Linked DNA regions of Homo sapiens: region 2 is linked to region 1. Evidence: chromatin loops called from intact Hi-C (ENCODE). Cell type or tissue: MCF 10A. All regions are shown on one strand. Links, peaks and the distances in the headings refer to the core of each region. The heading gives the core; the rest is flanking DNA.

Region 1 (15,773 bases), core at 3,078-11,077:
TCTTTATAGACATGAAGGACAAGTAATGGAGAATCTTGAAGCATGTGACAAAGAGTTTTGGTTTCAAGAAAGATACATCCAAGCACAGTTAGACATGTGAACTTTGGCCAAGAGAACATATATTATTGGCAAAAGTTGGTGAGTGGACGAAAGAAAAGCCAGATATTGTTACGAGATACTTTATTTGTAATTTTTTAACAAGTGTTCATATCCAAGTAAAACCTTGTTTATCCATAACCTTGATTCTCTAGCTGTCTACTTTATACTTGAGAGTTGGTCTCTTTAAACACCAACATTTACATTTAAAACATTTTATGAGGTGATCTTTGCAAACACTACTGTAAGGTCCCCTAACTTCTTTTAAAGACAGTGCTCAATTTAATGGACATTTTCCTTGAATATACCAAGTTATCGTGAACATAAATTTTTACCTTGCGCTGGAATATGGTGGTAATCTTGGAGCCTGTTAAAAAAATATAAGGCCATTTATTATTACTCAAAATGGCCACAAATTGCCATACTTAAAAATTTTTATCTTTATTTTTTCTTTTATATCTTGGCTGGATTTATTAAACTCATTTTTAAAGTCATTAATCAGTATTTAGCAAACAGCTATTATGTGCATAGAATTAGAGTGAAATCCAAAGACGAAAAAAATGACACTTTCATTATTTTGAGTAAACTTGAACTCTTTGTGATTCCTTTGCCACACAATCACCCTGTGACTACGTTTATCTTGCTGCAAATTTTATAAGAAGCTGTCCTTCATAGGGTAGGTGGTGATGGCAGCTTCCATTTTATGTTTCTACCGTGTGGCTTGGCAGTAGCCATCCTTCTACAAGTATTAAAATTTTTGCCCTTATGATATAGGGAGCTAATATACAATAACTGCTTTGTGGATTTTCAGTAACTGGGCAGTGACTGGAGTGATGGGTTCACAAAGAGACTTATCAAAAGTCGTGTTTTCGGCATACACTTTTTTAAGAACACAGAGGGCTGGGGAACCACATCCAGAAAAGAATAGTTTGGTGAACACCTACAACCACTAAAAAAACTCATGGCACATGCTGTTCTGATATATGTTGGAAACAGCATGTCAGTAGGAGAAAGTTGTCAATTTTCAGAGAAGCTGTAGTTGAAAACCAGAGTCAAGACAAGGCATAAAGCCTTGTCAAAATGTCACTGTCTTATGCAACAGAGAGTTATCATTAGATTCTAAAATTATATAGAAATATTTGCTACTTTTTCCTGTTTAATTGTTCTCTATGAATGTCTACAACATTTAAAATCTTAACTTACATGAGAAATTATAATTTTAATTACCTTCTGTATTCCAGAAAGCTTTACTCTCTTAAACTTAAGGCATTGTAGTACCAAATAGAACATTAATGTTTTTATGAAGAGAATTGCTTCTCAGAAATCTCCAATTATCAATTTTAGGATTATCTATTTTATTTATTTCATAGCCAACAAATTAAATATTCAAGGCAATTATCTAAATATCCAGGTAAAAGCCTTAATTTGTAGTAGAAGCACAGGATTTTGATAGGCAGAAATTCTTTGATTACCTAGTAACTAATTTGCCTTCTAATAAAGACATTTATAAATAAACACGTGACTATTATGCATCACATATTTTTCTTGGTGCTAGTAACACATAAAGTAATAAAAATCAATAATAATAACTATTATTACTACTAATATTTGTTGGAAGAGACATGTAAATATATAGACAGTTATAGGCTCATGGGTTAAAAAGAAAATGTTTAATTACTGTTTTGAAAAATGCACAAAACATATGGGAAATACTGTATGCATGCACATCTCAGTTTCATTTGTAAAATGGGAATTATAATCACTACCATGTTATATTCCTCACAGCAGCTTTTCAAAGAACAAGAAGATGGTACCCATAAATACATTTCAGTTGTTTTTCTTAAACTGCCACCAAAGCGATGACTTCTTCTCAGCTGATGAATATTAAGCAAGTCCAAGAAGCCAGTTAATTGGATACAGATTTTCGACCCTAAACCTAGTAATATAAGATTAAAATGAAATTCATGATTAAGATAAAGGTGTAGCATCTACTATAGACTTTAGGAAACTTTCTTGTTACAAATGAGAAAACAAAAGCCCAGAAAAATAAAACAAAATGACTTGCTCAAGATCATAAAATTCATCAGCAGCAAAGCTAGGACTAATTTAGCTTTGTTTTAGATACTTTCTCAAGCCAAAGTTTTCTTTCTTTCTTTCTTTCCTTTTTAACCCTCATGCACGCCTCTCATGTGAGGTCCATACTATTTAGCTCAACTGTGTCTTTCCAACTTTGCTGCTGTCATTTAGCAGCTTCTAGGAGATTCCTCTTCTGAAAACTCACTCTGCTGTTAGTCTTCCTCTTAATGTCAGCTCTTACCTTAGTTTTGGATGACTCCAACATTCATGTGTTTGTCCCACCAATACCTATCCTCATAGCTCATTGATCTCAGCTCTGTGTTCCTTGCCTTCTCTTTAGCAACCCACTTACCCTGACCACAATCTGGTACCCTGGCCTTGCCAATAACTATTTTATTTATAAATTTTTAAACATGAGAAAGTCACTGAAAAATAGAAGCCTCTCCTTTTCTTCAACTTCTTTTGCTCCCACCTCACCTGCTCTCCACATTTCTCTGGAAGGTCTGAATAAAGCCATTTTCTCAGCTGATCTGGTTTCCCTTCTGCATCTGAGCAACTCTACCTCCATATTTGTGCTTGTTATCATCTTGTAATAAAAGTCCTTTCGCAGAGAAAATAAACTTTCAATGTAGAGTGACTGCTCCACATGAAGCTCTATTTCAGGAGATTATGAATTAACCATTTTTTTTTCTCCAGCTCCTTCAGGGCAGAAATGTAAAATAAGACCAGAATTAAACACCTTGTTAAAATGAAAGAAGAAAGGATGCCTTCTCTATGAGGGTTGTGGTTAACAGTGGGAGATGACACATGGTCAGACATCTCTGTGACACCATCTCTACCACAAGTAACTAGAAGTGGTATGGAGTGGATAAGGATGAGAAAATTAGAGAAGGGTGGCTAGAGTTGAAATCCAGAGATCTGGAATAGGATTGACTCAAGGGATTAATAGAATTAGGCATGCTTAGAGAGCTATCAGGGTGAAGTATACAGAAAACAGTCCCCTAAGTTTATTATACAGATAAGATGCAACAGTGCTCCATATAGGGCTAGGTAGATGTAATAGATGTAAGATGTCATTATTGTTGTCATGCTATTCTAACCTTAATTAGGAAGATGCCCTTAGCTTAGATGAGCCTGTGTGAAGTAAATACAGGGAAGTTCTGTGGTGGAGATGTGAAAATAAAGAGGGAAAATGCTGATTTACTAACACTGAGTGGCGCATATTCAACTTCTCATTCTCTCCCTTTATAAAAATTGCACTCACAGCATGTGGCCCTCAATGCAAATCTTTTGATTGGACAGCATATTCCACAGCTATTGTTAAACAATCAGAGACAGTTTCCTCTGTTCTCTGTGGTGCTATAACACATTTTATAATTTGTTTGTTATAAAAGGTAGAACAAAAAAATCAATAAACAAATTGCTGATAGTATGTTCAAGAGAAAAAAACTTTATGAAAGATTTTAAAAGGTTATATCAGGATATTGAAATAGTGGAAACAGCTTATAATAAAGAAATTCAATATCCTTTTTTTTCGATAAATAAATACATTATTTGTTATTTTCAGGTTTTGGTTAACAGGTACTACTCTACTGGCAGAGAAGAAGTCATGTCCAGATTCCTATCTCAATTTTTATGTTTTGTAGCACATTCTTTGGTTTGACCAATGCTATAGTCATTGAGGAGTAGAGATAGTGGAATTATAGTCTTCCTTTTAAGAAGTTCACCACATGGTGATTACTATTCAGTTTTGCTAAGTGCAACCATAGGAGTAGGCATGAGGTAGAGAGACAACAGAGAGAACTGTGATTAGCTCCCTCTGGTCCAGGGAAGCAGTGAGGGAAAGCTCATAGAAGGTCCCCAGAAAAGGTGACATCTGAAGTTCACTATATCCGAGGAAACAAAGGAGTAAATTCAGTAAAAGCACTGACATAGAAAGCAAAATATGCTCAGGGACCTCTAAGAATATCATTAACTCTAAAGTATATGTCCTGGGAAAATGAGTGGGGAAGACCAAACTGAAAAGAGAGAAAGAGCCTAGGTCATGATGGGACATACTTATCAAGCCAAGAAAATTAGACTCTTGGAAACATGGTGAGCCAGTGAAGAATTTTATGCAGGAAGAAATCAAGATCAGATTATATTTTGGAAAGGGCATCTGGAAAGCTTTGGAGAAGACAGATTAAGAAAAGGAGTCAAATTGGAAATTAGGAGACAAATCTGAAGGCCATTGATGGTTGAGGGAAGTGGAGAAGGAAAGGCCAGTTCAATTAATTAATTTTGTCAAGAGATGATTAGAGTTTTACTAAAGAAAGTGTCAATGGAAAAGGATAGAGGAGAATGAATTTGACTTTCTATGTAGCAGGGAGGTTAGTGTTTAGTGAATGATTGGTTATGAGAATCAAGGAAAAAGAGAAGTCTAGAATAAGCCGCAGGTCTATTTTGTAGGAATAAATAGGGAATAAAGAGAAATCGCAGACTGGGAAAAAATTAGTTTAGGCTGTTTGAGTTTGTGGTATCCATTGGACAATAAAGTCAAGGGATCCCATAGGCCACCGATCTGGAAAGAGAGTTATATTTGAAATTTGTCAGAAAATATCTGGTTAAAACCATGAAAATTGATGGGATTGCCAAGGGGGTAAGATATAAAACACAAAAAGATGGTCAAGGGCAGTACTTTAAGGCATGTGAAATGAGAAAGAGTCTACAGAAAAGGGAAAAAGGACAGTTTAAAAAGTAGAAAAAGAAACAGGAAGAACCTCATGTTATGAAAGCCAATGGAGGAGACAGTTTTGATAATAGAACAGTGACAAAGAAAGCTGATGGGTAAAAGAGGAAGAACTATAGAAACAGTGTTCTGTACTAGTAGCGATACATGAGACTGTGTAATTTATATGCCACAACAACAGTGTTAGAATGTTCTGAATTTTTATACTTTTACCTGTGAATTTTATGCCTTCGGATGATGTTCTTATTGCATGTTAGTGTCCTTTTCTTTCAGATTGAAGAACTCCCTTTAGCATTTCTTCTAAGAAAGGTCTGGGGGTGATGAATTCCCTCAGTTTTTGTTTGCCTGGGAAAGTATTTATCTCTTTTTTATGTTTGAAAGTTAGCTTTGCTGGGTACAGTATTCTCAGTTGACAATTTCTTTTCTTCAGTGCTTTGTCATCCTGCTCCCTCCTGGCCTGTGGTTTCCACTAAGAAGTCTGTTGCCAAACAAATTGGAGCTCATATATGTTGTTTTCCTTTCTCTTGCTCCTTTTGGGATTATCAACTTTTGAAAGTTTCATTATTATATGCCTTGGGGTAGTCTTATTTGGGTGAAATCTGTGTGGTGTTCTCTACCCTTCTTGTACCTAGAGATTTATATTTTCTCTAGGGTTGGGGAGTTTTCTTGTATTATTTCTTTATGTGATCTTTCTACCACTTGCCCTTTCTCAACTCCTTCTTGAAGGCCAATGACTCTTAGATTTGCCTTTTTGAGGCTATTTTCTGGATTTCAGAGGCATTCTTTATTCCTTTTCTTTTTTTTTCTTTTTTCTCCTCTGAATGTATTTTCAAATAACCTGTCTTCAAGCTCATAAATTCTTTCCTCTGCTTCATCAGTTCTGCTGTTTTAACCCTCTGATGCATTTTTTTTGATTCAACTAAAGTATTTCTCACTCCAAAATTTCTGTTTAACTTTGTAAATTAATTATTTCAATCTCTTTGTTAAATTTCTCTGATAACTTTATAAATTGCTTTTATGTGTTATCTTGGAGTTCACTGAGTTTCTTTAGAATTCTTATTTCGGATTATTGACCTGAGAGCTCACATATTGCCATCTCATTGGAGTCAGCCACTGCTCCTTGCTTTACCCATTTGGGAAGGTTATGGCTCCCTGTTTGCTGGTGTTTTTTATGAATGGATATCTGTGTCTTATTGAAAGGTTAGTTATTTATCCCAGTCTTCATTCCCTGTGTTGGTGTGGTCTGTCTAGTGATGTGTATTTACAGGTTCTATGCTGGTTGCCTGTTGAGTCCCCTTAGCCCTAGACAGCTGCCTTTATTTTGGCACTAGATGGTGCCCTAGGCCCAGGTTTCCCACAGCTCTCACACAAGTTGGAAGCACTGCCCATTCTGGATTGGGGAGAGGGGTCTCCAAGAGAATTTCTCTGCTGTTTGGGAGGCTGACTAGGAGTTTATGCCCAGAAGACTCATGAATGTGCCTCCTACAATGTGGTGCTGCTGAACCTCCTCTCTGACTCGGTATCTCCTTTGTCTTCTGCTCACAATTTTTCACTTCTCTGTGGCTTCAAGGATCTTCACAGCCTCAGCTTCGAATTCTGGGTTATTGGTGATGATAATCTTGACACTAGATAGTTGTTTTTGGTTTTCTGTGAGGAAGATGGAAGGCATATTTCTTCTACTCCACCATTTTGGTGATGTCATACCCATAGACGGAGTAGCTTATAAATAATAGAAATTTATTCTCTCACAGTTTTGGAGAAACTGGCATGTCCAAGATCAAGGCACCACAAGTTTGGTGTCTGGTGAGGGCTGCTGTCTGCTTCCAAGATGGTGTCTTGTTACTGCATCCTCCAGAGAAATGAACTCTGTGTCTTCATGGTGGAAGGAACAAAAGGGCAAAGGAGGCTTAAGCTAGTTCTCTCCAGTTGTTTTAGAAGGCACTAATCCATTTTTGAGTGCAGGGCCCTCAATGACTCAATCAAATTCAAAAGTCTCTATCTTTTAATACCACCACAATGGGGATTAAATTTCAACACATGGATTTTGGGGGACGTTCAGACCATAGCAAGTAGCCTCCACTTCCTCCTAGCTCTGTCTTTCCAGTAGTGTGTCAGTTTATAAATCAATTGGAAGGGCAGAAGCCAGGAGGAAGTGGAGGCTGCTAATATGCATCCTTGTTCCTGAGAAAGGGAGATGAGAGATCCAATGATAACTACAGAGAGATGTACTTCTAAGTAAAATAATCCTTTAGGAGGGGAAAAAATTAAGCAGTTTTAAAGGCTGATGAAAAAGAGTGAGTAGAAAAGGAAAATTTGAAGATAATTGATCAAGCAAGGTTGCTGAGGAGCCACGACAAAGCTGTGGCAGGGCTAGCCTTGAACAGAAGCCTTTTCTCTGCGTGGTGATGTAGTGAAGTTCGGGAAAGAGGAGAAAAGAGTATTTGAAAACAACATTTGGTAGCCTTTATTTTCTGAATTATTCAATGAGGGAAATGGAAAGAGAGAAGAAACAGGTCAAATACAAATAGAGCATATTTTTAGAGGAGCCAATTGAGATGAGAAACCACATATTCCTAGTAGTGTTAGTTCATACTATTTTGACATTCTCTTCACTATTGTACAGCCCTCAGTTACAAGCAAGAAGTCTCAGCTTTCATAGCAGTTAATTAACTTGGCCACCTACTGGCCCAATGTCCAAAAACACCAAAATCTTTCTTTAATTTACTACAAAGGCTACTAGGTGCCCATCAGAGATCAGAGCCAAGAATTATCCTTTATCCAGATCCTCTCAAAGGGCCAGATAAGAGAACTGATATTTAACAGTGTCATCTGGGAGATCATTACCAACCTCTCTGTATGAAAATAGGTTTCCAGGGGCCACCCACAGTGGCTCATGCATATAATAGCAGCACTTTGGAAAGCTAAGGTGGGAGGCTTGAGGCTAGGAATTTGAGGCCAGCCTGAGCAATATAGCAAGACCCCATCTCTAAAAAAAAAATTAAAAAATAACCGTGCATGGTGGCGTGCACCTGTAGGAGGCACCTGTAGGTGGAGGCTAAGGAAAGAGGATTACTTGAGCCCAAGAGTTTGAGGTTGCAGTGAGCAATGATGCATTCCATTGTGTTTCAGCCTGGCCAACAGAGTGAGACCTTGTCTAAAAAAAATTAGGTTTCCAGAATATTACATACTTGACTTTGTTTAGTCTTCCTGAAGAATTGCCTTTTCTAAGTAACATGTTAATATTTTACTTTTTCATTTCTTAAAGGTCAGAACAGGGATTAAAAATTTAGACAATGCTTATCATTTTCATCTATTTTTTGTTGAAGATATTGCCTGTGCTGCTTAATGCAACTTGTATAAATTCATCAGAAACATATTATTTTTAGATTTAAATGTTATGATAGTATTTGTTTCTCTTAAAGAGCTAACATGTTTCATCTTAATTGGTAATGAGAACATTGCATTTTCTGTTTATCTCTTGCCTACCAGGAAGCTCAAAACTAAAATTAATGCTCAATCACAGAATATATTCTAGCTTATGTGCATAGATACTAGCTTCTTCCACCTTACTTCAATGGCATTAATTTATACTTTTTTATAATTGTAAAATATCTCAACTCTATTTTTGGAAAGAGTCAGGTGATATATATATATATATATATATATATATAAAGGGAAGTGACCTCCTCGTAGGTGTATATCTCAACCAGAATTTCTGTATGCTATGAAGCAGATGGTAATGACAGGTGGAAAGTTTTTTTTTAAACTGTGGAAACTGGAGGTATCTTACACTCATAGTTTAATACGCTAAAGATGAGAAGATCTAGTGTGTACAGAAGAATCCTTGAGTGTTGATCACATAACAGAAGAGAATCATACTTTTTCAGATTATTTGAAATTCCTTTCTTGGCTCAGATGCTCACCTGTTCCTGCCATTTCCTTCTTAGTGCATTCTGGGACCTGCCATGAGGCTGTGTTTGGACATTTTGTCCCTTTTTGACAGGGCATATGTGTGGCTGAAACATTCTGTCTTTCTTCCATGTTCAACCTCGATATGGGTGCCTCTGTGGATTTATAACAGTCTCCCTTCCTGTTTTCCCCTTTTCTCATGTTTATAATAAAAATAAATAAAATCTGGGAAAGGCGAGTCTGTTTGTAAAGTGACTGCTCAGTGAGAAATGGAGAGGAAGCTTGCTTTTACCCATCTTCTAACTTCTCCTGGTGTTCTCATGCACTTCCCTGGCCATAATTACTTGTAGTCTGGCAGCCAGTTTTGTTGAATGTTCTAGGTAGGCTCAGTACCTATGATGCTGTCTTCTACTTCATTCTTGTTTGCCTTAAGGGCAACATGATGTAACTTGGGAAACCGAGCTTGATATAGGATGAGAAAATGGAAGACACCCTATGTCTCTTAAACCTGTTAATAAGGTGGTGATTCAATCACAGAGAATAGAGGGAGGTACTGTGTGTTGATACATGTGAGGGATAAATTAATCTTTGGCTAGAAGCACCAAATTTGAAACCATGAAAAGGCAAATTCATTTTTTTGGTCTATGTCAGTACATGCTAAAGGAAAGTTTAGTATGAAATATCTTTGATATGCCATTTTAAAAGTAAAATCTTACTTGAAAAGAAACTGCCTCTTAAAAATGAAAAAAAATCGAGTGAGTGATTAATTTTTTGAAGTGCTTATATTCTGCCTTTTACAAGGTTATTTTAGGCTCTCCTTGGTACAGAGGAATGCAGTCAAGGAGTCTTAAACCTTATTGTTCATACAAATCACCTGGGGAGCTTCAATTACAGATTCTGACTTAGTAGATCTGGGGTGGGCCTGAGCGTCTGTCTCTACAGGCTCTCAGGTGGTATTGATGCTGCTGATTTCTGGACCGCAATATGGACAGAACCTCTGGAAGCCCCTTCTCATAATTTACTTCTTATGACAGTGTATTGTAGATGCTTTCCCATACATTTATGAATTATTTCCTGCAAAATCGTTTATATATGTTTAAGAGAAATGTTGTTTGATTCTCACATAGGCAGAAAATGGATTTTAAAATGTGCAAATTTAAAAAATTATAGAAAAGATATTTATCTATTCATTTCTTACATTTAATGATTTTAAAAATATGCATTAGCTAACCTGAATAATTACTGAATGTAGCATTGTAGTTAATCAAATTTCTGGTTACATCAATGCCTTCTCCCGCTAGAATACTTTGCCCCCAAAAAGTATCTGTCCTGGTGGAATATAAACTGCTGGAAAGTAAGATCTTAGTTTTGTTTCATTCACTGATATTTTTTCAGCAATTAAAGTAGGGATTCGGACACTGTAGACACTTGGTACACATTTGTTCAATTGAATTAAGTATGGAAGGCTTTTGTTTCAAATGCCTTTTCTGCCTTAGTAAGGGGTTTGATGATTTAAGAGCTTACAGGGCTTCACATCAATTCTTAGTGCCTAGTACTGTAAATGTAAATGTAAATGAAACAAGATGATCGATTATTTATTCAACTTCCAAGAACCAGCAACATTAGAAGTCTTTGGTTTTTACTAAATTTGTTGTAGATTATTTTTCTTTTGCTTCTTTCTCACCAAAGTGGAATACAGCAAAAAAAAAAAAAAAAAAAAAAAAAAAATCAAATTAATTGCATGTTTTGTGGGTAGACTCTACTTATTATCACTCTTCCCTTTTTCCCTTTTTAATCATTGAAGGAAAAATCATTACATTTACTGGCAATTAAAGCTCACAGATGTTATATTTTTCTCAATCACTCTCTTTATATGAATACTGGTATCTAGTACCCTCTCTTCCTTTTACACTTTAGCGCCCGTGGGCAGCAAGAGGTGTACTGAGTAGGAGGACCTGGATTTGATCTCACGTCCTCTGAGAACAACCTCCATGACTCTGGACAAGCCAGGAAACTGCTTTAAGTCCATCTGTCTTCTCATCTGTAAAGAGTCTGTCTTGCCTTTGCCTTTCTTACACGCTTCCTGTGAGACCCAAATAGTTGATGTGGAAGTACTTTGGAAACTGTATACTTTTATATACATACAATTAGCTGCATTATATTCTACTATAGCTTGTATTGTTATTTTCTCATTTTTATTATTAATAATTCCTCCTAGCCTCTACATTTACCAGAAAGTTATAAACAACCACTATTACTCAGCATTTATTTAAAATGATAGATTATATGCTAAAAGAGAGTATCTAAGTCCTTGATTTGAAAAGAAAGCTTAGATGTGGGGTTACACACAGCTAGTTACTACAAGATGCATGATGCATGACTATCATTGTAGCCCAGCTTTTTCTCTCTACAGCCTCTGAAGGATCTCCTGATCATTGACATTAATTTCTTCATATGCTCTGCCTACTGTCTGATTTTCTTCCACCCTTACTCTTTGTAGGTGGGCTTGAAGGGTAACCCTCATATTTATATCAGTAAGCCAGCAAGTTAGTCAATTTATTTTATAAAAACTGCTCTACTAATTATTAGGCAGTGCACCAGGCATCAGATATTAAAAATGAATCCAGGTGTGCAGAGGCCAATAAAGTTTGGTAACATAAGCAAATATATGTAAAAAATTATCCAGATATTTTATTACAGTACAGTAAAATAATATTTTTTATGTTTCCAAATTTTATGGGTACCCTGCAGTTCTTACCATTGTTTTTAGTCCAGATGGAGGGCTAGAGAAAGGATTATTGCCACATCATTGTGAGAGGGTGTGAGGTCCAAGGGAGGGACAGGTTACTTCCAGTAGGGATATTGGGTAGGTATTTGAAATAAGAGGCATTAAAACTGGGTCTTACATGATAGCTAGTGTTACAAATGCAGAGCTATATGGAAAAATAATCTCACATCAATAAAATCATGTAAATCAGGGATCTGAGTAAGGTGCTAACAGGTATGCAGAGAATGGTGAGTGGTTTAATTCATCTGGAGCAGAAGGTAGTTACAGGAGAGTTGTGGAGCTGGTTGGAAAAGCGGACCCAGATGTCAGAGTGCTGAGAATGTCAGAGTTTGAATTTGTCTTCCATCTGCTATGTTAGTCAAAATAGAGTAGACCCTCTTTTGCAAATTTCTACCAAAGACTGATAAATAGGGATTTATTTTTAACATTTCCTGCCCACTCATTTTTCGGGTTCTTTTTTCCTCCTTGTAGCATTTGTGTTAGAAAGCGACACCTTTGCAAGGAAGCCACCTTCTTTGTTTGTCTAGAAAAACATCATTAATCATACAGTCCATTTACATTTCCAGAGCAACATAAATATTTGATTTTAAGAAGGATACAGGCAAACTTATTGCAATGTTTTGCAGCTAGAGTTGCAGCCTCTGTGGACATGTGGCCCGCCTCTCAGTGAAGCAAAAGGCATATCACAAGCTGGTTTCTCAGCTGTGAAATGCCACTACTTAGGTCACATGCCTCAGGAAAAAAAAAAAAAAAACCTGCCAGGAGCAACGCCTTCTTCTTGGCAGAGAGGCATGCCACCTGTCACCCAAAGCTGCTGTCCCCTCTAGCATCATGCACAGATAACTTTGCTTCACTTCTGCATGTGGGGAAGTTGTGTTCTCTGCCTTTTGCAGTGTATTTCTCCATGGCATTTATCTAGTGGAGAATTTAGTTTGAAACTTATTGAATTGGGGTTTATTGCCCATACTTATTGGACAAATCTTAATCCAGAAGAATGGTTATAACCTAGAATGACACTGGGTGAAAATTTGAATTGTGTTTCACATGAAAGATGGCATATAACAGGCATATTTCCACCTGACACCTAGCTATGATGCCACCCTTGGTGACAGAGCAAGATCACTCCTTATGTCACTCCTTAATAGCATGCATGGGTTCCTGGAAATCAGCCTTAGTGAACACATTCTGGATCCTTAGAACCATGCCTCATCAACTCTTAAGGCATAGAAAACAAGGAACATAATTCACATATTCACAAGCAGGTAAAGCACTCCATACAGCGTGTACCATATTTTAGATTTCCTCCATATCTTTGTAAGGTCTGATATGGGGTTAAGCACAAAGTGCTTAATTAATATTTGTTGAATGAATAAGCAAATATTGTTTTGTTAAGAGGCAATCTAATAGACATTTGGGCTGGCCAGGGTATTGGAATTCCTTGGCTTCATGTTTCTCTAGGAAGGACCTATGTAAAACCTCACTGGGACTTACTTTTAGGAAGAGATGCATGTTCTTACTGCCATAATAATGCCATCTTGGCACAAGTGTAATACTTAAGAGTTAAAGCATTTTCCTTTGCGTTTTTGAGTGATTCCAAAACATATGCCATTAAAACCATTAAAACATATGCTTTTTCAAAACATTTCAAATATAATTCTTATTTTTGCCCTCTGTTTTTGTTATGGGTTAATTGTGTCCCACCACACCCCCCAAAAAAGTTGGAACCCTAATACCTGATATCTCATAATATGAGCTTATTTGAAAATACGAGCTTTACAAAGGTGATTTAAATGGTAAAGTTAAAATGATATCATTAGGGTGGGCCCCAATCCAACATGATTAGTGACCTTATAAAAAGAAGAAATTTGGATACAAAAAAAGACACGCACACAGGAAGAACACAATTTGAAGATGAAGACGGAGATTGGGGTGATGCATCTGCAAGCCAGGGAATGCCAAAGATTGTCAGCAACCACCAAAAGCTAGGAGAAGGCATGGGACAGACTCTCCCTCACATTTGTCAGAAAGAACCAATTCTATCGACACCTTAATTTCAGATTTTTAGCCTCTAGAACTGTGAGAGAATAAATTTTTGTTGTTTAAGCCACCCAGTGTATGCTACTTTGTTACAGCAGCCCTAGAGAACTAATACAGTTCTTTTGAGGCTATTATATTGTAAAACCTGCTCTAGGTTTTGGTACTTTCTGCATGTGCTAAAAAAAAAACTAGTGTTCACGGTGCAACTGATGCTCATCTTTTTATCGACTATTAATTGCTTAACTTTTACCCTCCCCCTACCATGTGAACCACCACCTTCTACTCATAAATGGTAATATAACTCAGAGGTATGTTATTGTGATGGCTAATTTTAGGTGTCAGCTTGACTTGATTAAGGGACACCCGGATAGCTGGTAAAGCATCATTTTTGAGTAGGTCTATGAGGGTATTTCCCAAGAGATTCACATTTGAATCAATGGGTTGAGCAAGGAAGAGCTGCCCTCAATAATGAAATAAGCTAAGGACCTATATAGAACTGGAGATGGGACCCCCCTTTTCTCCTTTTCTTACACGTCAGTACTCCAGGATTTACGACTTTGAACTCCAGGACTTGCATCAGTAGCTGCCTAGATTCTTAGGCCTTTGGCCCTGTACTGAGGGTTATGCTATCATCAGCTTCCCTGGTTCTCAGGCCTTTGGACTTAGACTGAGTCACATCACTGGCTTCCTTGGTTCTCCAGCTTGTAGACAAGTTACTGTGGAACTTCTCAACCTCCATAATTGCATGAGCCAATTCCCATATGAAACCTCCTTTCATATCTATCTATCTATCTATCTATCTATCTATCTATCTATCTATCTATCTATCATCTCATGTTGGTTCTGTCCCTCTAGAGAATCTTGACTAACAAAATTATTATTATTAAAAAATAACAACGATGGCAGTACCATGGAGTGAGTATTTATTGTGTGCCAAACACTGTGCAATTGTTCAATGTTCATTGCTTCATTTGGTCCTCTCGATAACCCTAGAAGGTAGGTACTATTATTATTCTTGGAAGTTTAAAAATGATCATCTAAGTCATACAGGTAAAAAGTGGCAGACGCAGGGTTCAAACCCAGTCAGTCTCATTCCAAAGGCTTAGTGTCTGATTACTACGTATAATCTCCTGTATAAGGAGACACTAAGATTCAAAACAGGCTTATGAGTTTTGAGCTAGATATTGTCAGCATTTTTAATGTCTAAGTGAGTAAGGAAAATGTAAATAACCGGTGCAAAGACTGTATTACCATGAGTGAGGGCAAAGTCTTTTTAAAAAATCAGGTCCTGGAGCTATATTGCATTCGACACACCTGTTCTTGTCAACCAGAAGGACATAGCCCAACTCATTACCAATTCAGAAAAGGATAAAATAAATGCACACTGGGTCTTCCTTTTCTGTTTTCTTCATGTGTGTCTCTCTAGAAAATGTGTGTCTCTCTAGAAAAGGCAGTTCTACTCTAAAGCTTGCTCCTGTTTGGCTGCAAGTAACAGATAGAGGGAGGCATTGTCAGAGGGTAAGAGTAGCTACACACTGATTTGTTTTAAAGCACACTTGATCCTTGAAAAACCTTCAAACACAGTAACTCCTGGAAATGATGATAAAAAGACATGCCTTCTTTTCTTCTGTATTTAGAACAATTCTATAATTAAAAGAAACAAACATATCCATATTTCTAAAAACAAGGGATATTTTTAAGAGGGGGGAGGGGAAGAAAAGCTATATCTTCTCTTTGGAAATTTCCAGGGCATTAGTAATGGGAGTTTACTGCATTTTGAAATTTGACAATACTCTTAGCTGCTCATTCTCCAAAGCAGAATCTACACACTGCCAATTAATTTTCCATTGTAGTGTTAGTTCATGCAGAAGCCAGCCTCTCTTACTTAGTCCCTAGTGTGATTACGGCATATGCCTATGAGATTCCTGTTTGTTTGTTCATTTGCTTTTGTGGAAGGAATTCCGGTATTAGGCTCATTTGATTGGACCAAATAAAGCTGATGACCTGTGAACCTGTGATCCAGTGAGGAGGATACATAGAGTCTATGGTTTCATAACAGAGCGTTGCAATCAACCCTTCCTGGGAAGGTCTACCAGTGACTTTGGCTTACCAAAAGAGCTACTAGCCTTTTAAATTTTG
Region 2 (15,773 bases), core at 2,653-10,652, 740 kb after region 1:
AAGTTTGAGAACCACTCTTGTGAGGGTACCTTCAGCTTCTTTGAATCCTAAGTCATTGGCATTCTTCCCTTCAGCCCATCCCTTTGCAGCACTTCTCTGACAAAAGGGAAAACTGTAGCAACTTCTTAAAGCAGTGTTTCTCAAAGTACAACCTACAGGCCACTTGTGTCAGAATCACGTGAGGTACATTTTAAACTGCAGATTTCTGTGCCCCTCACCAGACTACAGAGTTGGAATCTCTGAGAGGTGGGCCTCAAGATGTGCATTTTACAGGTTATCTGTATGATTTCTACACTCACCAAAACTGTGAGTTGTTGTGTTACAATAAGCACACCATTAGCAGCCATATTTTGTGACAACAAACACAGCATTATTAGTAACAGACTTGTCTGGCAGCACGAGGTGAAAATAACGAGTTATTCTAGCTCAGTTTTTATGAGATTGGCTTATCTAAAGTGGGCCACAAAGGGAGCTCTAAAATTCTGTTAATCCCACACTCTATTGGCATTGAGAGCTCTAGGACCTGGATTTTCTTGGGACCAGAAGCTGAAGTTGTAGCTATGGCCAGTGAGGGTGGTTGAAGCCTGGTTACCTCATATTTGGGTTAGGATGAAGGGCTGGTACTGCAACACCTGGAGGCAGGGGAGGCCTGAGGAGACTGAAAAGAAGCAGCACTGAGTTTGCTTTTCTGTGAAGGCAGTGTTTCTGCCACCCCAAAGTTTATGGCTGACAAAAGATGTGAAAGAATGTAGGAGAAAAGGTGTCCTCTGTGGCCTTTCCTACTTTCTATCTTGGGTTTCTGAGAAAAGTTTATTTTAATATGTGGTTTTCTATAAAAATCTTTGTTTTTATTTCTTTTTTTCTTCTTATCCTGATGTTTCTAAATCTCTAATTTTAAGCCTTATCCTTCCTCTCATTTAAACAACCTTATTCTCTTTCTGTGAACTTTTTACTCACTTTTAAATCAGTCAATATTCATTTTTCCTTCCCATCACTAGCAAGAGCTGAACTGCTTAGAGTGTAATCTCACCTTCCTCCACAGAGTGCTCTGTAATTTCATACACTTGTGACAAGGTCTCCAGGCTAGATGAATTTTTCCACTATCCCAGGACCCTATCTCAGAAAAACAGCATGCACAGATCCTCAGAAGGTTTGGATAGAAAATAAATCCTGGAGAATGGCAGTGAAAATGGCAGGGTAAGAACTCTAAAAATTAGTAACTCCATGAAAGCAATGAAAAACCTGGCAAAAAATTATGACAGTCAACTTTTTCAGAACTCTGGAAACTTATAAAAGTCTGCAGCAAAAAAAGTTTGTTCAAGGAAAAAACAGCTGGATTTCTGTAAGAATAGGAAACTTTATGGCATTTTAACTTGTCCCATTCCTCAGCTCAGCAGTAGCTTTGGAAAAAAAAAAAAAAAACAGCCAATATTCCTGGCACATACTGGCGGATGCCAGAAGAAGTAAAATGGAGTTGGATTTATTTCAAGGTCTTATTCCCAAAGACTTATCATTATTTGACTTGTTTGATGATTTCCTGGAAGACTCCACTTAAAAGCTGAATCAAAACTACTGATTGTGCAGAGCTTTCTCCACAAAATGGTAGTCTGAGATTATGCAGTCTGAGGATATAGAATGAAGAAAAAGGAAGAGATCTTCAGAGACTTGTGGGACACCATCACACATACCAGCATGTACATAATGGGAACTCCAGAGGGAGAAGAAAAAGAGAAAGTGGCAGAAAGGCTATTTGAACTAATAATGGCTGAAAATGTCCAGATTTGATGAGAAACATTAACTGGCACATTCAAGAAGTTAAACTCCACATGGGAAAAATTCAAAGAGACCCAGAGCTAGACACCTCATAATTAAACTCTCTAAAGCAAGGAATCTTAAAAGCAGAAAGGGAGAAGTGGCTCATCACATACAAGTGATTCTCGGTAATATTAATAGCAAATTTTTACATCAACATCTAGGGAGACCAGAAGCCAGTGGGAAGACATATTCAAATAACTGCAAAGAAAATTATCAACCAAGAATTTTCTACCCAGAAAAGCTGTCATTCAAAAATAAAGGAGAAATTAAGATATCCCAGAAAAAAAAACAACTGAAAATATTTTTCAATTTATTTTGAAAACAAACCGAAGCAGTTTGTTTTGAAAACAAACTTGCCCTACAAAAGTACTACAGGAAGGTCTTCCAGCTATAAAAAAAAAAAGACACTAGGCAGTAACTTGAAGCTACATAAAGAAATAAAGTGTACCAGTAAAACTACATAGATAAATATGAAAGTCAATATAAATGTATTTTTTTTTGCTTATCACTCTGTATTCTCCTGATTTAAAAGACAACAGCTTAAAGCAATGATCATAAGTCTGTGTTGATGGGCTTTATACATATACATATGTATAAAGATGAAATTTGTGATAATAACAACATAAAGGGGGACAGAAATACGTGAACAAAGTTTTTGTATACTATTGAAATTAAACTGGTATTAATTCAAACTAGATGGTTATAAATTAACATTTTAATTATAATCCCCAAGCAACCACTAAGAAACTAACTCAAAAATCTATACAAACAAATAAAAAACAAGGGAATTAAAAAGTAAACAGTAGTGGAGGAATTGAGAAATAAAAAACAAGGTGTAGTGCATAAGAAATAATAAAAAGGCAGACATAAATCCTATCTTAATAATTATTTTAAATGTAAGTTAAGTAAACTCTCAAGTTAAAAGGCAGCAAATGGCTGAATGGCCAACAAACACATGACCTAATTATATGCTCTCTGTAAACAACATAGTTTCAAAAATACAAATAGTTTGAGAGCAAAAATATGGAAAAAACAATACCATAAAAAGAATAACCAAAAGAGACCTGGAGTGGCTATAGTAATACCAGACAAAATAGGGTCTAAGATGAAAAATGTTAATAGAGACAAAAAAAAGATACTTTAAAATGGTAAAAGGGTACTTCATCAAGCAATAGAGCAATTATAAACATACATAAACCTAACAACAGAATTCAAAATACATGAAGCAAAAACTGACAGAATTGAAAGAAGAAATAGACAATTCAACAATAATCGTTGGAAACTTTAATACCCCAATTTTAATAATGAGTAGACAAACTAAACAGAAAATTAGCAAGGAAATAGAAGGCTTGAACAACTCTGTAAACCAACTTGACCTAACATACCTATAGAATACTCCACTCAACAACAGCAGAATACACATTCTTCTCAAGGGCATATGGAACATTCTGCAATATAGACCATGTATAAATCAACAAAACAAGTCTAAATAAAAGTAAAACTATGGAATATTATACAAATATGTTTTCAGGTCACAATTGAAAGGAAGTAGAAGCAATAAGAAATAAATTGGAGGCCGGGCGCGGTAGCTCACGCCTGTAATCCCAGCACTTTGGGAGGCCGAGGCAGGCGGATCACGAGCTCACGAGATCAAGACCATCCTGGCTAACACGGTGAAACCCCGTCTCTACTAAAAATACAAAAAAAAAAAAAAAAAAAAAATTAGCCGGGCGTGGTGGCGGGCACCTGTAGTCCCAGCTACTCGGGAGGCTGAGGCAGGACAATGGCGTGAACCCGGGAGGTGGAGCTTGCAGTGAGCCAAGATTGTGCCACTGCACTCCAGCCTGGGCGACAGAGTGAGACTCCATCTCAAAAGAAAAAGAAAAAAAAAAAAGAAATTGGAGAATTTCACAATACCCGAAAATTAGACAACATACTCTCTTAACCAATGGAACAGAGAAGAAATCACAAGAGAAATTAAGAAATTCTTAGAAATGAATTAAAAAAAAAAACCGAGGATGCAGTAAAAGTAGTGTTGAGAGAAATATATAGCTACAAATGCTTGTATTACAAAGACGTAAGATCACAAATCAATAACTTATCTTCCATCTTAAAAAACTAGAAAACTAGAAAAAGAAGAGATAACTGTGTCTAAACCAATCAGAAGTAAGGGAATAATAAAGATTACAGCAGAGGTAAATGAGTTCAATATTGTATTACAAGTACTAGCCAACACAATTATGCAATAAATGAAACAAATGGCATCCATATTGGAAATAAATTGTATAGTGGTGATGGTTACACAGTCTTATAAATGTACCAAAGCCTGCGGGTTCATCCACTCACTCAATGGTGAGTGTTTGGTATATGAATTATATGTAGATTTTATGAAAACGAGTCCAACAGGCCTTTATAAAAATCTGTGTGATTGAAAAAATACAAATCTATTAGCTTAACCATATGTCCCTGAGTTGATTCCCTTGTCCCCTGTGAAACCATTTTATTGTTATATTATGACTCACCATTTTTTATTTTTATGTCTCTCTAGCTTATGGTGAAAGACACGAGGAGTTAATTAACTTAGGAAGCCCAGACTCCCACACTATTAGTGAGGGACAAAAATCTTCAGTAACTTCCAAAACAACAAGGAAAGGCAAAGAAAAGTCTTCTGAGAAAGAAAAGACAGCCAAAGAAAAACAAGCACCTCGCTTTGAGCCTCAGGTGGGTGTGGAATTTTTTTTATTTGAGTGACTTAATGATTTTAGGTTCAGTGGATTCCTATTTGCCTATCTCGTCTGAGGACAAAACCGTGAAACATTCTTTCTCCCTGATTCCAGAAACCATCTAGATACTTTGAGGACATTCCTTGGACACCTTCCTCAAGCTCCCTTTTCTAGTTCAGTATCAAAAACTATCAATTAAACCTTTAGTATGTAGAACACTATTCATGGCACTTGGGTTTCTAAGATAAATATGACTCAGTACTAACCCTAAAAGAATTCACAGTCTAATAATGGAGGAGACTGAAGGTAAACTGAGAATTATAATGTTGAATGCTATATGTGCAGTGGTAGAAAGGATAGGTTCTAATACAGCCCCTTCCAGGAGGAACTGAGTTCTGAACCGAGTTAATAAGCAAAGACGTGATGAGGCGAAAACTCAACCTGGTTTTTTGAAGCATTAAAGTATGAGAGATGAGGCTGGAGGGGTCAGTAAGGGTCAGCTGGAAAAGGGCCTTAAAGCGTCATTGGAAGGCTGGGACTCTATATACAGTCCAGAGGTTATGAGTCTAAACTCCTTCAGGGCCAGTTAGAAAATTGCCATGATTAGGGGTAAGGAAAAGGATGTGGATGGCAAACTTGAGGAGTACAAGCACAGGCCTAAAGATTTTCAAGTAACCAAAAAACAGCGCACTCTAAACAAGATACCTATGAGTACAAAATCTTCCCACCATTTATGCCTAGGTTAAGCAGGACTGGAACTAGGGGTATTTAAGAAGCACATTAACATGATCAGATTTACATTTCAGATACCCTAGTGGCTTTTAAGGGTGTGGACTTAAAGGAGAAAAGACAGGAGAGGAAGATAATTCAAGAAAATACTTCAGTAATCTAAGCAAAAGAGTGCAAAGTGTGTCAGGAACAGGAAAAAAGGAAGGATGGGACAGATCAAGAAGTATCTGGAAAACAAAAGGTGGGGTGCAGTTATTAATCCAAAGTGGGTGTTAAGGAACAAGAAGGAACAAAGTATATCTCTCAGGTTTCCAGCAGGAATAGCTGAGTAGGATGTCAGTACCATTAAGAAAATAGACAATAAAGGAAAATTAACAAATAAGAAGAGATGATGACTTGTTGTTTCAGACTCCAGGAATGGTTCCTATAGATTTCAAAGATTTCATTTCTTAGCTGAAGTCTACCCTTAGAAGTAAATAAGATTAACCCAATCCATAGATTCCTACAAGAAGACCTCCCTTAGTACCTTCACAGTGCTCCCTTTCCTGATCAAAATTTGATCCCAGAAAAGTCTCTGATAAATTCATGTATTAAGCAATTTAAAAAATAATAAAAGCTAATATACCCTGTGTTAAAAGGAGGAAATAAAATAATTTCCAATTGTGAAAGTCAATTCTCACCAGAATATTAGGGAAATATTGTAGAAAGCAAGGTCATTTGGTAACACTAAAACCAAACTGCAGGTGGAAACTGTATTCAGTGATTATATCAATCCACTCTTCCCAGCTGCATTATTTATCAGTGATAATTGACATAGCCTCGACCTTATGTAAAGTGCTATGTAACCACAATAGTTTCAATCCTCTCTTCCTACCCAATTGCCACCTATGAGCCTCACCTACGTAAAACTTGTCTCCCAGCCTATGATACATGCAGGTGATCCCATGAGACATTAAAATGTTGTTAATTTTCATGATGAATATGTAGCAAGTATATACAGACCTGGAAATGATCAACTATCCTACTCTCATTTTTATGAAGAGATGCTATGAGTGAACATAATTACAATTTATAATTTAATGTGTACAGTTTTAAGTAAAATTTGCATACATGAAATGCACAAATCACAGTTATAACATTCAGTGAGTTTTGATCAATGTATTCACCATGTAATCCATGACCCTATCAAGATATAAATTATAGATAATTCCCGAGTTTATGGAAATAATCTCAAACTTCTTTGCATTCAATTTTCTAATTCTCACACCTCATCTCCTGGTAACAACTGATCTTTCAGTCACCATAGATTAGTTTTGCCTAAATTGCTCTGGAATTTCATACTAATGACATACAAGACGATGTACCCTTTTGTGTTCGACTTCTTTATCAAAGTATAATATCTGTCTGTGGTGTATATCAATAGTTTATTACTTTTTAATATTAAGCAGAGCCCAATTATATGACTATATTACAATTTGTTTATCCATTCCTCGATTGATAGACATATATGTTGGTTTTTTGTGTGTATTATGAATAAGACTGCAATGAACATTTTCGTACAAGTCTTTTGTGAATATATGTTTTCATTTATCTCTAGTAAATACCTAATAGTGAAATTATGTATCATATGGTAAAATCTAGACCCTTTTGAAAGAAGGAAAGCATGCAAAACCCAAAGGTTTTTATTTTATCAGATATCCACTGTTCACCCTCAACAAGAAGACCCAAATAAACCCTACTGGATTTTGAGGTTGGTCACTGAACACAATGAATCAGAATTATTTGAAGTGAAAAAGGATACAGAAAGGGCAGATGAAATCCGAGCCATGAAACAAGCCTGGGAGACAACTGAGCCAGGAAGAGCAATCAAGGTCACCTGATTTCGAAAAGCTGTCATCTTTTACTTTTCCTCCTTAGGCATGCTCTGAAAAAAATAGTCATGCTGGTAAAAACCATATAGCCTGTCCTTTAGTAATGGTATCTGAAATTTTATCAGACAGGCATTGAATAACTACGTTAGGACCACCTTTGGACACATTGTAAAATGTTACCCTCCTGATTACCCAAAGGACTTGCAAAAACAAAGCACATGGTGGTACCAATTATAGGCCCACACTATGGGTTACCTCATTCTTTCACATAGCCCTGGCTTTCTGCACGTCTGCTCTTAACACCCCCAAGTAAGAAAGCATTCAAATGTTTAATATGTGCTTTACTACACTTTGCGCAGCCTTAGATGGATTAAAAACCATGTGCTGCCCCCTTGTGGAATATACACACCTAGTCTCTAGAGTCTAGAGACCCTAGAGAGTCTCTGACCTATTTCCTGTAAGAGCGATTGCCATAGTGACACTATTACCATGTAAGTGCTTCATGTCACAACTCAGGGTTATTGGGCAGATGAAAAAGATTCAGGAACCACTGCATCTAAGATAGTATGCCCAGAAATGTATTCTTTTTAGGGCTGCTTCTTCATCTATTCTCAAAAATAACTGTCAAAATCATGGATGATTCAGAATTTGAGTTTATCTGATAATGAAGAAGAGCTGGTCTGCTTCATTTAGACTGCCCTATTTAATTCACATTTTCCTGTTTCGTTTTCGATTGAATACCATTAACATGTATTACCTGTACTGGTTGTTGCTTTTGAAGAGCTTTTAAAAAGCTGCTCATGTTTGTTTTTTAGGCTTCTCAGGCTCGTTTGCATTACCTTAGCGGGTTCATTAAGAAAACATCTGATGCTGAGAGTCCGCCTATATCTGAAAGCCAAACTAAACCAAAAGAAGAAGGTGAGTGGATCCTACCACCCCAGCTGCCTCAGAGCACAGAGCTGTGATTTGCACTTCTTAAAAAAATAATCAGTGGGTTGTGCTTGGTGAAAAGGAGACATTTCAGAATCTCGTTTCTTGAGGATTATAAAAAGTCGCACAATTTCAGATAACTATATGAATAGTGCTTCAATTTTCAAATCACTTTCACACATTTTCCCATTTAAGTCCTACATCTCCCCCTTCACACACACTGTGCAAGGAGATGTGATTTTCTCCATTTAACAAATGATAAAACCAGAAAGAATGATGCAACCTAGTTAGAAAGTAGCAGTATAAAACTTGAAGGTAGGTCTACTACTATATTATTATTAGAAAGGTACCAGACTTAAACAATAACAAAAAGAAGTCATTTTTAAGTATATAATATATATTTTAAGTATATATTATATTATTTATATATATTTAAGTTAGTATATATATATATTTAAGTATATATTATATTATATATATTTAAGTATATATTATAATATTATTCCAGTTTATCAATAAGGACACAGGCACCAGAGACCCTCAGTAATAGTCTAAGTTCAGGGCCAGAGACAGAATTGGCCTGCAGACAGGCCCTTCATAATGCCAGTGTCTTCTCACAGCTACTTGACTGATTACATCGATTGCCACACTGAGGTGTCCGTGGAGGCAGAAGGCGTTCACATCCCAAATCATGCTTTTCCATTTTTGTATATTCAGGAATGTAATTCAATAATTGTTATAAAAATAATATCTCTTAACTTTTCATATGAACAGTGTGAATAGCAAGTACCATCCTAATTCTGTTATCCTGGGATAGGCAAAGCATTTTACATTTATTACCTCACTTTAACCTATAGCAACTATGAGGTATGTATTACTTAGTCTACTCATCTTAGAGATAAAGAGACCAAAGCTCAGAGAGCCACCTTATTCTTCCTAAGTCATCCATCTCAAAAGTGATGAAGTTGGGATCTGAAATATTTCTAACTCAAGTACTCACTCCTCTAATAGAGTCTAATGTAATGCTAGGAAAACAAAGGTGAATAGGATTCAGTTCTTGTCTTTTAGGCTATAGATTTATTATTTTTTTTATATTTTGTTTTAATGTATGTGTATAAAATATTACACTGAATACATTAAACATGACCAAAAATAGGGGAAGTCTCCCCTACTTCCAGGCTACTGAAGTAGGAGAGAAAGATTGAATTCAACCGTAGATACAACAGGAACAAGTGGGGAATTAAAACCAACAGTCCAGGTGAGGGAGTAGATGGTAAATTACTAAGAGGAACTTGGTTAGGTGTCAAGGGTCAGGAAAGAGGAACTTGATTTGATATCAAGTGGGGAAGGATTCTGGATAAACTGACTTAGCAGGATTTTTTGCTAAAACTGGGGTCAGCAGGCCAAGGACAAGGCCTAGTTGAGAACAGGGCTCAGAGACCCTGACCCTGTCATAGAACACACATACAATAAAAGCCACAAATTGTAACTGTACAGCTCGATTAATTTTTGCATGTGAATACTCAGTGGCCACTGCTTAGATCAAGATTGGAAACACCACATACTAAAGTCCTCCTCGTTTGTTTCCAAGTCATTTCCTCCCTCAAGGTAACAACTAGTTGACCCCCATCACCATCAAATAATTTTGCCTATTCTTGAACTTCAATTTAGACTCATATGTACCCCGTATGTCTCACTATTTAGTTATTTTATTTCTTACTGTGCCTGGAATAGTAAGCTTCATTTTATAAGAAATTTGTCTATTTTATGTAGGTTCAACTTACTGGAATAAGTTTCCTTTTTACCTTTTTTTCCTCAATCAGTCTTGCTCTAGGGATATATCAACTTTAATAATATTTTTAGGGAATCGACTTTTGACTACTGACTATCTGCCTCTTATTTCAACATTTCTTCATGCTCTTAAGTACTTTCCTATTGCCACCTTTCTTATTTCAACATTTCTTCATGCTCTTAAGTACTTTCCTATTGCCACCTTTCTTATTTCAACATTTCTTCATGCTCTTAAGTACTTTCCTATTGCCACCTTTCATTCAATGCAGAACATAACATGAATTTGGTCACCTGCAATTGATAAATAGGAAAATAATGTCTCTATATAATGAGGAAATTATGGTAGGTTTTACATAGTTTTTCCTAGGCTAGGGATCTGGAACACTGAATAGACTCAGAGTATCAAGAAAAAACTTCCCAGCTTTATGATGTCACAAGAAAGAGCTCTGTTCAGCTCTATTTTAAGACAATTTTAAATAAATGTCTGCATACAGGGATCCCCCTGCAGAGAGGAACACCCTATCTATTATGAAGCATTGTCAGCATAGGGCTAGTTGTACTTCCTCCAGGGCCGACCTTCACAGCATCCCCAATAATTCAAATATCCTATTTCCATGTATGCTGTCCCAACTTCTAAAAGCCTCTATTTTTATGTGACATTTTAATATATGGAGGCAGCTTTCAGACACACTTCCTGCCTGGGTCAGCCTTCTAGGGTGACAGTCATTACTTTTGCTAGTGCTCTGGTTAGAAGTTATAGAGCTTTTGAGTCATCTGCTCTAAATCTGTGCTCCCATCATCAAGCCCTGTTACTGTTTGCATGTGATTTCATGGAACGCCAGCTTTTTCAGTAATGCACATGTCATGTTGTAGTAGAAACAGCTGCACGTGGCGTAAAAGAACCAAACTCAAAGAATTCTGCAGGTTCAGAGAGCAAAGAGATGACACAAACAGGATCAGGGAGTGCGGTGTGGAAGAAGTGGCAATTGACCAAAGGCTTGAGGGATGTGGCAAAATCCACGAGTAGCGAAAGTGGAGGAGTGTCTTCACCAGGGAAAGAAGAGCGCGAGCAGAGCACACGGAAGGAAAACATTCGTAAGTATTGCTGTCATTGGTAACATAAACATGTATTTTCAAATAAAAATTATGGAAAAGATTTTAACTTAAACATCAGTGACGGCTAGGGCTATAGAAGTAGAAAAGATGTCTTTCCGATATATAGATTTTCATTTTACTTAATGGAGTTGGGAATTTGCTCAAGGACCTGACTACTAAATATTAACCAAAAGACAAAAGTGGGCAAAAGCCCCCCTACAGATTTGCAGGTGTATTTTTTCTGTGTATAGGTTTTCTGTGTCTACAAATGCTAGAAATAAAATGTCAGCATTCACACATACACTTCTCGTTAAACACAGATTTTTTTGTGTTATCTGTAGTATGCTACAAGATAGATTTCCTTTTTACCTTTCATAGCAAATTTTAAGAATGTCATTTTTTAAATGTTGAAAAAGAGCAATTTTCAGTGGTGCACAAGTCACCCTGACCTGATTCATTTCTATATGGATTCATATCTGTTCACTAAACTGAACTAAAACCCTGATCAAAGGAAAATGCCTTTCCACACTCCTGGTTTCCATGAATTCCTAAGCAACTCCTCAACTCCTTCTGTCTTAAAGGGAACTAAATGTCCTATTAATGCATTTGGAGAGAATGAATGAGGCTGCCCATGGAAGCACTGCTTCTCTCTCAGGTGTGAGCACTACCTAGACTGTGCTGGAACAGTCAGTCAGCTTCAGGTGATCATGGCCCATTTGTCTCTCACATCAAGCTACATCCTCCGATTAAACCTGGATCAATAGTATAATCTTACTCTATTTTTCTACTTGTTTTGAACCCAGACAGCAAAGAAAGAAATCTTAGAAAGAAGCATTCTCAGAAAAGCCAACAATGGTTCTTTTCTCAAAATTGCTAAACAATTCTGAGAATTTTTAAATTAAGAAGTGTTTAAAGCTAAAGTATGTCCTTAAGTGATTTCCATACTGAGAGGAAAATTCTAAAATTAAAAGGAATCTTTTACTATACTAACAAGAGATTCTGATATTTTTTAACCAATATTTTGAAAGTACATGCCCATTCAATAGGTAATAGCTCACATGATGGTAGCAGTAAAACTCATTAGAACACATTTCATTTACCATTAATATTTAATTTGTAGAGTAATTTTTCCACTCTTATCTCACTTGAGATTCCAGGAATTAGAGAAAGCATATATTGCTATCTCCACTTCTAAAATGACAGAATTGGCAAATAACTCACCCAAGGGCAGGAAACTGATGCAGTTTGGCTAGAACCTGGACTTACACCCAGCTCTTTGGTCTCCATATATTGTGATCTTGAACTGAACACAAACTTTTCCTCATCCTTAGTTAATTTAAAGATCTATAAAATAGAAAAATGTAGCCAAAACAATGCAACTTAAATTCTGATATCAAATTATTTACTTATGTGCTAACAAAGTAATCCTTTTTGAAATTTCATTTTTAATTAACAAATAATTATATATATTTATGGGGTACAATGGGATGTTTTGATACATGTATAGGTTATGGAATGATCAAATTAGGCTAATAAATATATTCATTACCTCAAATACTTATTATTTCCTTGGAGTGAGATCATTTAATATCCACTCTTTGAGCTATTTTGAAACATCCAATAAATTGTTAGCTGTGTTCACCAAGCTATGCAATAGAACACCAGAACCTATTCCTGCTAGCTAACTGAAACTAACTATACCCTTTGACCAACATTTTCCCTTTCCTTGTCCACTACACTATGACCCCCCAGCCTCTGGTAACCACCATCCTAATATCTATATCTACAAGTTCAACATTTTTAGATTCCACATATAAATGAGATCATGCCGCATTTGTCTCTCTGTGGCTGGCTTTTTTACTTAGCATCTTGTCCTCCAGGTTTGTCCATAATGTGGCAAATGACAGAATTTTCTGTTTGTTAAAGGCTGAAGAGCATTCCATTGTGTCTACATACCACATTTTAAAAAATCCATTCCTCTACTGATGCGTACTTTGGTCCTTTCAACATATTGGCTGTTGTGAATAACGTAATGCACATACAAGTACAGACACCTCTTTTACGTACTTATTTTAATTCCTTTGGATATATACCCACAGGCAGGATTGCTGGATCATGTGGTAATTCTACTTTTAGTTTCTTGAATAACCTCCATACTGGTGTTTCAAATGGCTTGTAATAATTCCCAGTACCACCAAAGTGTACCTGAGTTCCCTTTTATTCACACTCTCACCAATGCTTGTTATCTCTCATCTTTTTTTATAATAGCCAATGTAACAGGTATGAGGTAGTATCTCATTGTGGTTTTAACGTGCATTTTTCTGATGACTGGAGATGTTAATCATCTTTTTATATATGTGTGGGTCATTTGTGTCTCTTCTTTTGAGTAATATCTATTCAGGTTCTTTACCCATTTTTTAATGTAGTTATTTGCTTTCTTATTATTGAGTAGCTTAAGTTCCTTGTATGTATTGAATATTAGCCTCTTATCCAATGTATGGTTTGCAAATATTTTATCTCAACCCATGGTTGACTCATCACTTTTCATTGTTTCATTTGCACAGCAAAGGTTTTTAGTTTGGTACAGTCCCACTTGTCTATTTTTACTTTTGTTTCTGTGCTCTTAGGATCATATTCAAAGAAAATATTGCCCACACTGATATCATGGGCTGTTTCTCCTGTTTTTCTTCTAGTAGTTTTATACTTTCTGGACTTATGTTTAAGTTTTTAATCTATTTTTAGTTGATCATTTTTGGTTTTTGTTTTATTTTTAGAAAGGTTGGAGTATAGTGGCTCAATCATGGCTCGCTGCAGCCTCAACCTCCCAGACTCAAGTGATCTGCCCACCTCAGTCTCCTGAGTAGCTGAGACTATAAGCGCATGCCACCATTTCTGGTGAATATTTTATTTTTTATAGAGATGAGGTCTCACTATGTTGCCCAGGCTAGTCTCAAATTTATGGGCTCAAGGAATCCTCCAGCCTCAGCCTCCTAAAGTTCTGGGTTTACAGGCATGAGCCACCCTGGCCTAAGCTGATTCTTATATAAGGGTCCATTTTATTTCTTTTGTATGTGAATATCAGGTTTTCCAAACACCGTTTATTGAAGAGATTTCCCTTTCCCATTGTGTGTTCTGTTCCATTTGTTTTCAGTTTAGTTTTTATTTTGAGACAGGGCCTTGCTCAGTCACCCGAACTGGAGTTCAGTGGCACAATAACAGCTCATTGCAGCCTCAACCTCCTGGGCTCAAGCAGTTCTCCACCTCAGCTTCCTAAGTAGCTGAGACTACAGGCATGTGCCACTGCACCTTGCTTTTTTTTTTTTTTTTTTTTTTAATTTTTGTAGAGATGCAGTCTTACCATATTGCCCTGGCTGTTCTTGAATTCCTGGGCTCAAGCTATGCTCCCACCTTGGCCTCCCAAAGTGCTAGGATGACAGGCGTGAGCCACCACACTCAGCCTCTATTCCATTTGTTGATGTGTCTGTTTTTATGCCAGTACCATGTTGTTTTGATTAGTGTAGCTTTGTAATATGTTTTGAAGTCTGGTGATGCCTCCCTCGTTATTTTTGGTCCAGATGGCTTTGCATATATGGTGTCTTTTGGGGTTCCATACAAATTTTAGGAATCTTTTTGTCTACTTCTCTGAAGAACGACATTAGAATTTTGGTAGGGATTGTATTGAATTCGTGGATTGCTTTGAGTGGTATGGACATTTTAACATTAATTCTTCCAGTCTATGAACACAGGATGTTTTTCTATTTATTTATGTCACCTTCAATTTCTTTCATCAATATTTTCTCCAAGGCTGCACCAACCTACACCCATGCAGTCTGCACTGTGCTCTGAAACTAATAAGGTAATCTTTAAATTGAGAAAATTGACTATAATCATGATTCATCATTTTATACCAGCCCAGGGGCAGTCACAGCACAGACTTTTTTTTTTTTTACCCAGAGTCCCAGACCAGTGTTGTAAGGCATGGAAGCTCAAGCCCCAGTTTCAGCTCATCTGCTCCTAATTTCTTCACACTTTTGGCCATCAGAGTCTTTGGACATTTGCAATAAAGTCTACGTAGTTGTGAACGGGTATACTTTTGCATAGAGAGGAGAAATAAGAACAGGGAGGAAAGATAAAAGTCAGCAGGAAAGGAGGACCTAGACCAAGCAGCCTATCTCCAAGCACAAAATGTCTTCAAGACATTTCTCAAACACTTGAAAACATTTATTATCATTTTAATGTTTGCACCCCGTTGTGTCTGGAGTTGGTTCCTTCCAGTGGGTTCCTGGTCTCGCTGACTTCAAGAATGAAGCCACGGACCTTCGCAGTGAGTGTTACAGCTCTTAAAGATGGCATGGACCCAAGGAGTGAGTGGTAGCAAGGTTTATTGTGAAGAGCAAAAGAACAAAGCTTCCACAACATGGAAGGGGACCCAAGCAGGTTGCTGCTTCTGGCTGTGGTGGCCAGCTTTTATTCCATTATTTGTCCCATCCCATGTTCTGTTTCTGTCCTATCAGATTGCCCTTTTTTCAATCCTCCCCACGATTGGCTACTTTTAGACTCCTGATGAGTGGCGCATTTTACAGAGCGCTGATTGGTGCATTTTACAGAGCACTGATTGGTGCGTTTTACAGAGCACTGATTGTTGTGTTTTACAGAGTGCTGATTGGTGCATTTTACAATCCTCTTGTAAGACAGAAAAGTTCTCCAAGTCCCCACTTGACCCAGGAAGTCAATCTGGCTTCACCTTTCAATCCCCCCACTAAACAGGACACCCCAGCTGCTGCTGGGAATGGGGTGATGACCACTGTAGCTACTTCCT

Evidence for each region. A loop is a pair of places that touch in the nucleus more often than their neighbours do. Peaks named below come from ENCODE experiments on the same cell type or tissue, not always from the same donor. Only the 100,000 strongest peaks of a DNase experiment are listed, where the experiment ranks them.
Region 2: it touches region 1 in a loop (9-fold over the local background); 8 of 110 quality-filtered maps call a loop at or near these places.

The regions. Positions count from the first base shown.
Region 1 is chr6:146,035,241-146,051,013 of GRCh38, forward strand. All of the region lies in intron 1 of GRM1 (glutamate metabotropic receptor 1), which reads left to right. Among named protein-coding and RNA genes, the nearest start is that of GRM1, 14 kb to the left of the region's middle. In MCF 10A, for the core only: CTCF peaks have their summits at 6,230 (motif pointing right) and 7,468; a DNase peak (open chromatin) is centred at 6,241.
Region 2 is chr6:146,777,657-146,793,429 of GRCh38, forward strand. It overlaps ADGB (androglobin), which reads left to right. Exons shown (of 36, transcript NM_024694.4): 30 at 4,364-4,536; 31 at 6,962-7,138; 32 at 7,954-8,056; 33 at 10,733-10,954. Among named protein-coding and RNA genes, the nearest start is that of ADGB, 190 kb to the left of the region's middle. In MCF 10A, for the core only: a CTCF peak has its summit at 7,515 (motif pointing left); a DNase peak (open chromatin) is centred at 7,535.